Linked DNA regions of Homo sapiens: region 2 is linked to region 1. A link is an interaction called in ENCODE POLR2A ChIA-PET data of the cell type or tissue named here. Cell type or tissue: IMR-90. All regions are shown on one strand. Each heading gives the region's core, and the rest is flanking DNA. Links, peaks and the distances in the headings are about the cores only.

Evidence for each region. Peaks named below come from ENCODE experiments on the same cell type or tissue, not always from the same donor. Only the 100,000 strongest peaks of a DNase experiment are listed, where the experiment ranks them.
Region 2: POLR2A ChIA-PET joins it to region 1 with 5 read pairs; 1 of 35 experiments calls an interaction of 5 or more read pairs at or near these places.

Annotation. Positions count from the first base shown.
Region 1 is chr7:77,677,930-77,683,314 of GRCh38, forward strand. The region is part of intron 1 of APTR (Alu-mediated CDKN1A/p21 transcriptional regulator); the gene reads right to left. Among named protein-coding and RNA genes, the nearest start is that of APTR, 16 kb to the right of the region's middle. In IMR-90, for the core only: a CTCF peak has its summit at 1,084; a DNase peak (open chromatin) is centred at 2,552.
Region 2 is chr7:77,268,145-77,273,529 of GRCh38, forward strand. The region is part of intron 9 of CCDC146 (coiled-coil domain containing 146); the gene reads left to right. The region is part of intron 2 of LOC102723791 (a long non-coding RNA gene); the gene reads right to left. Among named protein-coding and RNA genes, the nearest start is that of CCDC146-AS1, 22 kb to the left of the region's middle. RefSeq lists a silencer at 3,450-3,632. In IMR-90, for the core only: no CTCF peak of the experiment used is centred there; no DNase peak of the experiment used is centred there; H3K27ac peaks cover 724 bases.

The sequences.
Region 1 (5,385 bases), core at 67-5,066:
CCAAATCCTACTCATTTTTTTTTTTTTTAAGACAAAGTCTCACTCTGTCGCCCGGGCTGGAGTGCAGTGGCACAATCTCGGCTCACTACAACCTCCACCTCCTGGTGATTCTCCTGCCTCAGCCTCCTGAGTAGCTGGGACTACAGGTGTGTGCCACCATGCCCAGCTAATTTTTGTATTTTTAGTAGAGACAGGGTTTTGCCATGTTGACCAGGATGTTTTCAATCTCTTGACCTCGTGATCCGCCCGCCTTGGCCTCCCAAAGTGCTGGGATTACAGGGGTGAGCCACTGTGCCCGGCCTATTTTTCTGTATTTTTAGTAGAGATGGGGTTTCACCATCTTGGCCAGGCTGGTCCTGAAATCCTGACCTCGTGATCCACCCGCCTCAGCCTCCCAAAGTGCTGGGATTACAGGCGCGAACCACTGTGCCCAGCCTATAACACAGTTTTTTTCTTTTTCTTTTTTTTTTGAGATGAGAGTCTCGCTATGTTGCCTAGGCTAGACTTGAACTCCTGGGATCGTGGGGTCCTCCTGCCTCAGCCTCCTGAGTAGCTGGGGCTACAGGTGCATGCCACGGCACCCAGCTAGAATGCTGGAATTCCTTTCACTTCTCATTCCTTTTCTGTTCTTTTTAGAGTAGCTTCTTTAACTCTCTGTAGAGCCCTGTTGATTTCCTTTGTAATTGGTATGAAGATTTTATACATGTATGAATGTATTATGCATATAATTTTTTGGTGTAATTTCTCTATCCCGTGAGGCCTGGATTATGTTCAGTTAGTTTGCTGCTGTATACTTAAAACTTAGCATAATGACTGCTAGCATATAGTAGGAGCTCAGTAAACATTTGCTGAAAGAAGGAAGACTCAGAGTATATTTTTATTGAAATGATTCACTGATACCAAACTATCTGAATAGTTTGTTCTTTATATCTTTTTATATATACCCTTTAGAAAAAGGTAAAAATGTCCCTGAACTATGGCTTATGGGCTGTCAAACTAGCCACATGACATAACGTGATCTTGGAAAAATGGGCCATCTGAGAATACCACAAATACAAAAAACCTAATTCTGAAACATTCAACTGCTATTCCCAACATCCCCACATGGTGTTGGTTTTCTTTTTTCTTTTTTTTTTTTTTTTTTTGAGATGGAGTCTCTCTCTGTCGTCCAGGCTGGAGTGCAGTGGCGTGATATTGGCTCACTGCCAGCTCTGCCTCCTGGGTTCATGCCATTCTCCTGCCTCAGCCTCCTGGGTTGGGACTACAGGCGCCCGCCACCAAGCCTGGCTAATTTTTAAAAAAATATTTTTAGTAGAGATGGGGTTTCACTGTGTTAGCCAGGATGGTCTCGATCTCCTGACCTCATGATCTGCCTGCCTCGGCCTCCCAAAGGGTGTTAGTTTTTATGACAATTTAAACATATACAGGCTGGGCGCGGTGGCTCACGCCTGTAATCCCAGCGCTTTGGGAGGCCAAGGCAGGTAGATCACCTGAAGTCAGGAGTTTGGGACTAGTGTGGCCAACATGTGAAACCCTATCTCCGCTAAAAATACAAAAATTAGCCAGGTGTGGTGGCGGGTGCCTGTAATCCCAGCTACTCGGGAGACTGAGGCAGGAGAATCGCTTGAACCTAGGAGGCGGAGGTTGCAGTGAGCTGAGATCGTGTCACTGCACTCCAACCTGGGTGACAGAATGAGACTCTGTCTCAAAAACAAACAAACAAACAAACAAACAACAAAATATAGATCCTGAAACTTGCAAAAAAAATTAAAAAAATAAACATACAAAAGATATATGTAGTTCCAAATATCAGCTTACAGTAATATGACTGGAAGTCATGGGTGAGGGAATAAAACAAACATACACTAAACTGGACAAACAGGTTTTTGAGTCTATTAGAGTCCAAAGGTGGCAAAGTTATAGTTAAATGAATAGTGCACAAAAATTGCTAAAAGAACAATGATGAGAGGAAGGGGAGTCACTTACTGAGAAATATATTTTTGTGAGTAGTAGACATTATATTCTTGACCAAGAGGGTGTAGGACACAGACTGCTGTGTGGCCACAAAGGGGACTAAATTAAAGAGGATAGATGGATTCTTTTTTTTTGGGAGGGAGTCTCACTCTGCTGGAGTGCAGTGGTCCGCCTCCCGGGTTCAAGTGATTCTCCTGCCTCAGCCTCCTGAGTAGCTGGGATGGATTACAGGCGCCCACCACCACGCCCATCTAATTTTTGTATTTTTAGTAGACACGGGGTTTGACCATGTTGGCCAGGATGGTCTCGATCTCTTGACCTCGTGATCCGCCCGCCTCAGTCTCCCAAAGTGCTGGGATTACAGGCGTGAGCCATCGTGCCCGGCCAGACGATAGATGGATTCTTTTTTTTTTTTTTTTTTTTTGAGCAAATTGAGCTACTTGAGCCTCGGCCTCCCAAAGTGCTGGGATTACTGGCGTCAGCCACTGCACCCAGCCTGATGGACAGATTCTTACAAATCCAATCCCATTACTGAAAAGCAACTCCAAGCACAGGCCCTATAATAATAGGTCAGTAGCATCTTTATCATCCCCATCCATGTACATTCCTTTCATTTTGCTAACACACTATAAAATAAACATGGAATACATAGTCATAAAACATGGAACTTCAAGACTAAATTCAAGAAACAAAGATTTAAAACAAGGGTATATTTTTTTTTACGAATGGCCAGTCCTCTATGACTACCTAACATAATTGCTGCATACTGGACTTCCACATAAGATTTAATTTGAAGAAAGGCTTCTATTACTTTAAAAAATCTTAAAACTACCTGTCTAAACAATGGCAAAACTATTACAAATACATGTGGATTTAGGCCAGGTGTGGTGGCTCACACCTGTAATCCTAGCACTTTGGGAAGTTGAGGAGGGCAGATCACTTGAGCCCAGGAGTTTGAGACCAGCCTGGGCAACATGGTGAGACTCCGTCTCTACTAAAAATACAAAAAGGAGACGGGCGTGGTGGTGGGCACCTGTAATCCCAGCTGCTAAGGAGGCTGACGTGGGAGGATCACCCGAGCCCGGGAGGTTGAGGCTGCGGTGAGCCGTGATTGTGACACTGCACTTCAGCCTGCATGACAGAGTTAAGACCCTGTCTCAAACAACAACAATAACAAAACAAAAACCCACAAATACATGTGTTAAAAAAAAAGCAGCATTTCAAAATGCTTTGGTTGACTTAACCTAAATAAAGCCAAAAATCATCAAATATTCCATGGCACACAAATATCTAAAATGCAGAAAATATAATGCACAAAAATATTTTCTGTATTAATACATTAATTAACATATTGCTGAGTTCTGGATTTTGCTGACTTACAAATAGGCACCAAAGAAGTACATCTGAGTTTGAGGTGTATCCCTAGCCTTGAAAACTCGATCACAGTGTTTTGTAATCTCAGGCACATGTCTAATGTATGACTTGTATAAAAAGGACAGGTTGTCCTTAATACTTGAAGATTAAGTAGCTAGACTAGTGCATGTTTTGCCTATAGCCCTCCCCATGCTGATGAGATACTATTACACTGTTCACAGCTATGATTTCGCTTGGTAGGACCCCATCTTCAGTCAGTTTGGGCTGGTGTAATAAAGTACCATAAACTGGATAGCTTAAAGACAATTTATTTCTCACAGCTCCGGAGGCCGAATGTCCAAGATCAGAGTGCCATTGTAGGGTTCTGGTGAGGGCTCTTTTCCAGGCCGACTTCTTGTATCCTCACATGGCAGAAAGGGAGTGAGCTAGCTCTATGGACTCTTCTTATATGGCACTAATCCCATCCACGAGGGTTCCACTCTCATGACCTATTACCTCCCAAAGACCCCATCTCCAAAACCCATCACATTGGGAATTAGGTTTCAACATATGAACAGGAAGGGAAACATACATCCATAACCAGCCATATTTTTGCTTTTGACTCCACTTCTGCCTAATGGGATTAAATGATACTTTTTTTCTTAAATGTAAATATTTTTTGCCTATAACTGTTGCATATCACCATCCTGTCTTGAGTTAAAGATAAAATATTTCCCAATTTCTTCAACCTTTAACATAAACTGTACTACAAATGTAAACAAATTGTTTTCCCACCACAATGGCTTTAAAAAGTAGAATAAACACTGCAATCAAGACATCACTTTAAGTTAAATTATTATTTTTTGTTTTTTGCATCAGGGCCTTGCTCTGTTGTCCAGGCTGGAGTGCAGTGGCATGATCATGACTCACTGCAGCCTCAACCTCGTGGGCTCAAGCAATCCTCCCACCTCGGCATCCCAAGTAGCTAGGACTACAGACATATAGTACCATGCCAGCTTAATTTTTTAATTAATTTTAATTTTTAGTAGAGAAAAGGTGATATGGTTTGGCTTTGTCCCCACTCAAATCTCATCTTCAATTGTAGCTCCCAGAACTCCCACATGTGGTGGGAGGGACCCGGTGGGAACTGAATCATGGGGACGCTTTCCCCATACTGTTCTCATGGTAGTGAATAAGTCTCACGAGATCTGATGATTTTATAAGGGGTTTCCCTTCTCACTTGGCTCTCATTTCTCTTTTGTCTGCCGCCACCTAAGACATGCCTTTCACCTTCCGCCATGATTGAGGCCTCTCCAGCCACATGGAACCGTGAGTCCATTAAACCTCTTTTTCCTTATAAATTACCCAGTCTTGGGTATGTCTTTATCAGCAGCATGAGAACGAACTAATATACAAGGGCTGATCTCAAACTCCTGACCTCAAGCAATCCTCCTACCTTGGCATCCCAAAGTATTGGGATTACAGGCGTGAACTACTGCACCTGGCCTAAGGTCAATTCTTGAATACAGAGACTGAGTAAAGATAGGACGTTGATAATTTGGACTCTTAAACATAAACCAACTCTTTAAAGCCTTTACATCATCTCATCAGTGTTGCCTGAAGTTTTTGACCAAGTAGCTCAATTTGCTAGGGCTGCTGTAACAAAGTATCACAAACTGGATAGTTTAAACAACAGACATTTGCCTCACAGTTCCTGAGGCTACAAGTCCAAGATCAAGGTGTCAGCGGGACTGATTCCTTCTGAGGGCTGTGAGGAGAATCTGTCCCAGGACCCTCGCCTAGCTTCTGACAGTTTGCTGGCTACCTTCGGAGTTCCTTGGCTTGTAAAAGCATTACCCCAATGTCCGCCTTTACCTTCAAAAGGCATAGGTATTCTTCCCGTTTGTGTGTCTCTGTTCAAATTTTCTGTTCTTGGAAGGACATTAGTCATACTGGATTAGGGATTGGGGGCCCACCTTTTCGCTCCTTCTTTTCTTCTTTCTTTTGTTTGTTTGCTTGTTTGTTTGAGACAGAGTCTAGCCCTGTCTCCTAAGCTGG
Region 2 (5,385 bases), core at 264-5,263, 410 kb before region 1:
CTTAAATTTTACCTAGAAAAAGAAAAGATTAGATGGAGACCAAAACTGTGATTGTTAAACAAAGCTATACAAGGGGAATTTATGGTATTTTGTGGCTTGGACAATGTTCATGTTTTTGTCTATGTTCAAATACAGTTATGGAGTGGCCTTGTTTTTGTCCTGATCCATCATGATTACAGAGGGGCTTTGTCTGAAGTTGATGTTCTGGGCAATTGTTTATGTTCAACAGGGGAATACCAAGGCCTACCTATGAGTACCAGTTCTGCTCCTGGATACCAGGGGCTGCCTTTTTCTTTCTCAGCCTTCTGACTTGTTCCAAAGTAGTCCATTTCTGTATGTGCTTACTGCACTGCTCTCATTCTAGGAGCCTTACTCCATCATCTTGCTGATGCCCTTCACCTCTCTTCCGACTCTATTTCATGGGTCTCATCTATTTTATTCTCTTAGCTTACCCCCTTTTGGAGGAGGGGACATGCCTTCCAGTAGCTTCATGAGAAAAATGTTAGTGAAAAAGTAATTGTTTAAGACTTTGTGTGTTGGAAATTGTATGTCAGAAGACCTTGCATGCTAAAAAATATTTTACCCTCACACTAGCCATACAGACAATTAGTGCTTTAATTGGATATGGAATTTTAGGTTGGAAATCATTTTCCCTCAGGAAAAAGGCATTAGATTAACTGCCTTCTAGCTTCACTATGAAGAAGATTTGATGTCATTCTAAATATTGATCCTTTATTTGAAGCCATTTTTTTTTCCATGCTGGGAAATTTGTAGGATCTCTTACTTGCCTCCAGAATTTTTACATTTTACAATGATGTTCCCATTGTATCCATCGTGTGGGGCACTGAATGGGTTCTCTGTCTATGGAAGTATATGTCCTTCCAAAGTTCTGATACTTTGTCTTGGATTATTTAATTTTGTCCATTTGATTTTCTCTATTCTGTCTTGGATTCCTTTTACGCAGATGTTGGACCTTCTAAAACAGTCCTCTAATTTTCTTTTTTCTTTTATTTTCCTTTCTTTTTTGTCATTTGACTTGCTAAAAGAGAAATTTCCTCAAGTTTTCCTTTCAACCCTTCTACTCTTTCATTATGCTATCATACTTTATATTTCCTTGTGCTCTCTTTGTTCTCTGGATGTTTCTTTTTCATAGTATCTTTAATCTCTTATCTCATTGAGGCTATTAATGATGGTTTCTTTTTCTTCTTCTTTTCCTAAATAAGACTTTTTCTCCGTGTTTTTTCTGTATTTTTCTTTTTTTGTTTTTGTCTCTTTCTTTTTAGAAACTTTCCTCCAATATATGGTAATTCTTGGCTATCTGCTTATATTTAAGCATGGGCTGCTATAAATCTAATTGGAAGCTGTCTGTGATGGTGAGGCTTGTCACTGTAGTTTGATCTGACTGGACACAAAATATGTGAGGCATGGCCTTTGACCGAAGAGGAGTTTGCAGTGGAATGCGCACAAGTTGTTCAGATTTTAACAAATATTATAAAAGCTATTTATATTATGACACTACTAGCTATTAAGTCCACAAAATAGCACCCATTGAATATAAAACTAAGCACCCATAGAATATAAAACTAACAGAAATTAAAGTGTATTAGAATCCTTTTCCTTTGTTGATTTTAAGAAAAATCTGGTTTTGTTCTAGTACAGTTTCAGTGAGAGACTAACTTCCTCTTTGACCCTGTGATTTATAATTAGCCCAGCCACTGCCCACAGCTGGCAGTACTTGAAAACAGGAGTGGGTCAGGCCAGGCACTCCCAGCCCAAGTGAACATTTTTTCAGACTTGCATGCAATCCAAAACTAAAAGAGATAAAAGGTAAACATGAAGAGCTCTAGCTATTCTTCAGAATGTATTTCCCCCCAGAGACAGTTGTTTGATTCTCCTATGGCGTTTGACTTGTACATAGAGACTCTCCCAGAAACTCAAGGTACAAGCCTCATGAAAGGTTGGAATGCTTTAGAAAAATATCAAAGTGTTAAGCTGAGGTTCACTGATATCAAATAATTGGGATATTTACAGCAACAAGTAATGTCTAATTTCTTAACTTTTATGAAAGTTACCGATGATTATTCATGCATTGAAAATGCCTGGAAGAACAGACACCAAAACTATTAATAGTGACTCCTGGGGAGTAGTACTTGAAGCAGCAGAGGTAGGAAGCAGATTTTTTTTTTTTTTTTACTTTACACATTTCTGTTGTTTGGTCACAATCACAATAAATACATTTTTAAATGTGAAATGCTACACTATAAAAACTAAAAGAACTATCATAAGCTTACAAAACCTGATATATGCAGTTTGGGGCTCAAAAGAAATGGAAAATATCTCAAGTAACTCCAGACCATGTAGTTAGAACTTTGATACTTGATAGTTATTTTCCTCCCACATTAATGGAGACTTCAGTCTAACTCCAGCCTATTTTCCAGATTACCTTGGGAAGGTTTCCTTTCAAGAGAAACACCTATTAGGTTAGGTTTGCAATTTGGCCTCAATGAGTAATAGAAACTCAACTATAATGATTTTGCTAAATAGGGAGTTGTTTTACTCACTTAATAAAAAGAGCACAGGTAGGCACAACCGGTTATTTCACATAATGAAAAGTCTAGGATCCTTTTAGCTCCCCTTTCAGTCAACCTTAGTGTGTACATTGTTTCTCCATGGTCAGAAAATGGCTATTCCACCTTAAGCATAAACTGGCAAAAGGAGGAGGAAGGGCAACGAGCAAAAGACATAAATGATTGCTGGCTTGGCCAGCTCCTTTTAACAGGAAAACAGCCACTTTCCCAGGACCCCTCCTCACAGACTTCCACTTACATTTCATTGGCTTGTCTTAGCTCATATGGGCACCCCCAGCTGCAAAGAAGTGTGAGGACTCCTGGATACATTGCAGCTCTGGAAAAAAAAAAAAAAAAACAGCATTCTGTTGCTGTCGTGGTTAATACTAAATGTCAATTTGATTGGCTTGAAGGATACAAAGTATTGATCCTGGGTGTGTCTGTGAAGGTGTTGCCAAAGGAGATGAACCTTTGAGTCAGTGGGCTGGGGAAAGCAGACCCACCCTTAATCTGGGTGGGCACAATCTAATCAGCTGCCGGTGTGGCTAGACTATAAACAGGCAGAAAAATGTGAATGAGAGACCGGCCTAGCCTCCCAGCCTACATCTTTCTCCCGTGCTGGACCCTTCCTGCCCTCGAACATCGGACTCCAAGTTTCTTCAGTTTTGGGACTCAGACTGGCTTTCCTTCCTCCTCAGCTTGCAGATGGCCTATTGTGGGACCCTGTGATCCTGTGAGTTAATACTTAATAAACTCCCCTTTTTATTTTATATATATATATATACACACACACTAATAGGAGATATATATATATATATATATATATATATATATATATATATATATATATATATATATGGAGATACAAAGAACCCTGACTAATAGAGTTGCTAAGATCAAGGTGGAGGGTAGCTATTGGCTAGGCAACCAGGAGGCTCTGCTACCAATGGCTTATCATGTCACCTCTTCCACAAGCCAAGCCTACCTAATTCCTGCCTGAAACTAGAGAGCTGGGCTTTACAGAGAATTTAAAATGGTATCAGAGAAGCAGTAGCCAGAGTTCAAAAATGAATACAATTTATTGAAGTATTGTTTGTGTTTCAAAATATTGGAAATAACCAAAGTGTCTAGACCTCAAGCCAGAAAAATCTGTCGAGAGCCTTTAGTTGACATAGTAGCTAGTGAGTGTGTTCTCATCATATTTTCTGTCGAAACCTCATAAGGGTTCCTGGGCCCTGTTATTCACGTTTACATCTGCCGACACCCGGGAGCTGAGCATGAGGACAGCCCACTCCAGGCACACCTGTAGCAGAGAATCAGACAGGGACCCAGGATGTTTGCTGGAGTTCCTCTATCCAGGAGGTCTTAACTTGACTTTCCTAAAGGAGAAATCAACACTTCCTTGATGAATATTCACATCTTCCAGGAAGGCTTTCCCAATTATTCAATTCTATACTGAGTTCTCCCTTTTCTGATCTGCTATAGCAATTTTATGTTTGTTAAGCCCACAACATTCTGTATATTGTCAGACATGTTTCACAAGACCACATCTCGTTTTCCTAAGTCCAGTGTGTGCATCTCAAGAGCTAGTGCTCCAGGGTAGGAGACCCAATGGAAAAGCAGGACATGGACACCTGAGGGTACAGAAGGTGCTACTGAAGATACCCTGATTCATGGATGATGGGGCATCCAAAGACACACTTTAGTGACTTTAACATAGCAGCATGATCCTCAAAAAGATCCTGTTAAGTAACCTTCAAATCACTAGACAGTGTGATATTCCTTTCTTGGGTCTAAATTTTGGCCATTATTCAACCTTAGGGCCTACAAGTGTGTGCTGTCACAGTAGGAACTGAACCACATCAGATTGGAGTCATGAGCTTTTGGTGTAAATAGCCAACTCTAAACTTGCTCTAAGTCAAGTAGGCTGGAAGCACCCCAAGATGACCCTCCCTGTAGCCTTGAATGGTACCCTTTCCCCATCAGCTGCCACATGTCCTCCTCTCTACTCTCGTCTTCATCACAAAGAATCTGACAAGCTCATTCCTAATAGGGCAACAAAGACTTAAAGAGTGAGATTTGCCTTTTCCCTAAAGTACGTCAACACAGGAGAAAAGTGCAAGCCGTTACAACAGAAATGTAATGGTGAAATTTTAGGTATCAACCAAAAAGTTGAGGCTTTTCTTTTGTGTAAGAAATTTCCAGCTACTAATCAAATGACTATATATAAGTAGCAAACTATCCCCACTATTATTAATAAATTACATATTTTTCTTTATCCTATACAATTTCATAAATGTACTCACATTTTATAATAACTATAATTTGAATAGTCATAGTATATTCATGTCTCCAAAGTGCTGGGTCATGAGTTAGATGAGTTAGGCAGATCATGGGTTCCAAGTCTACCTCCCTGGGTTTACACCTGCACCATTGAGGCAAGTTGCTTAAATGTGTTTGTGCCTCATTCTCTTCATCTGTACAATTGGAGAAAATATTCCCCACCTCATGAGGGGTATTGTAATGATGAAATAAGATCGTATACACAGGCATTTAGAACCTTGCTGGACACTTGGTTTATGTTCAATAAATGTTAGCTATTAGTAAGATTTATTTCTAAATAATAAACATTTGCAGCTGGCAAATTATAGATTTTTGGCAGGTCTTCATATTTTAATTTGCCATGGCTTATAAAGAATATTTGGCATAAAGGGAAGTTCTTATAAGATTGAGATTCGTGATTTGCTCAGCATTTTCAAAAAGTGTGTGATGAGGTTGACTACACAGCAGTGAATTTTATTTATTTATTTATTTATTT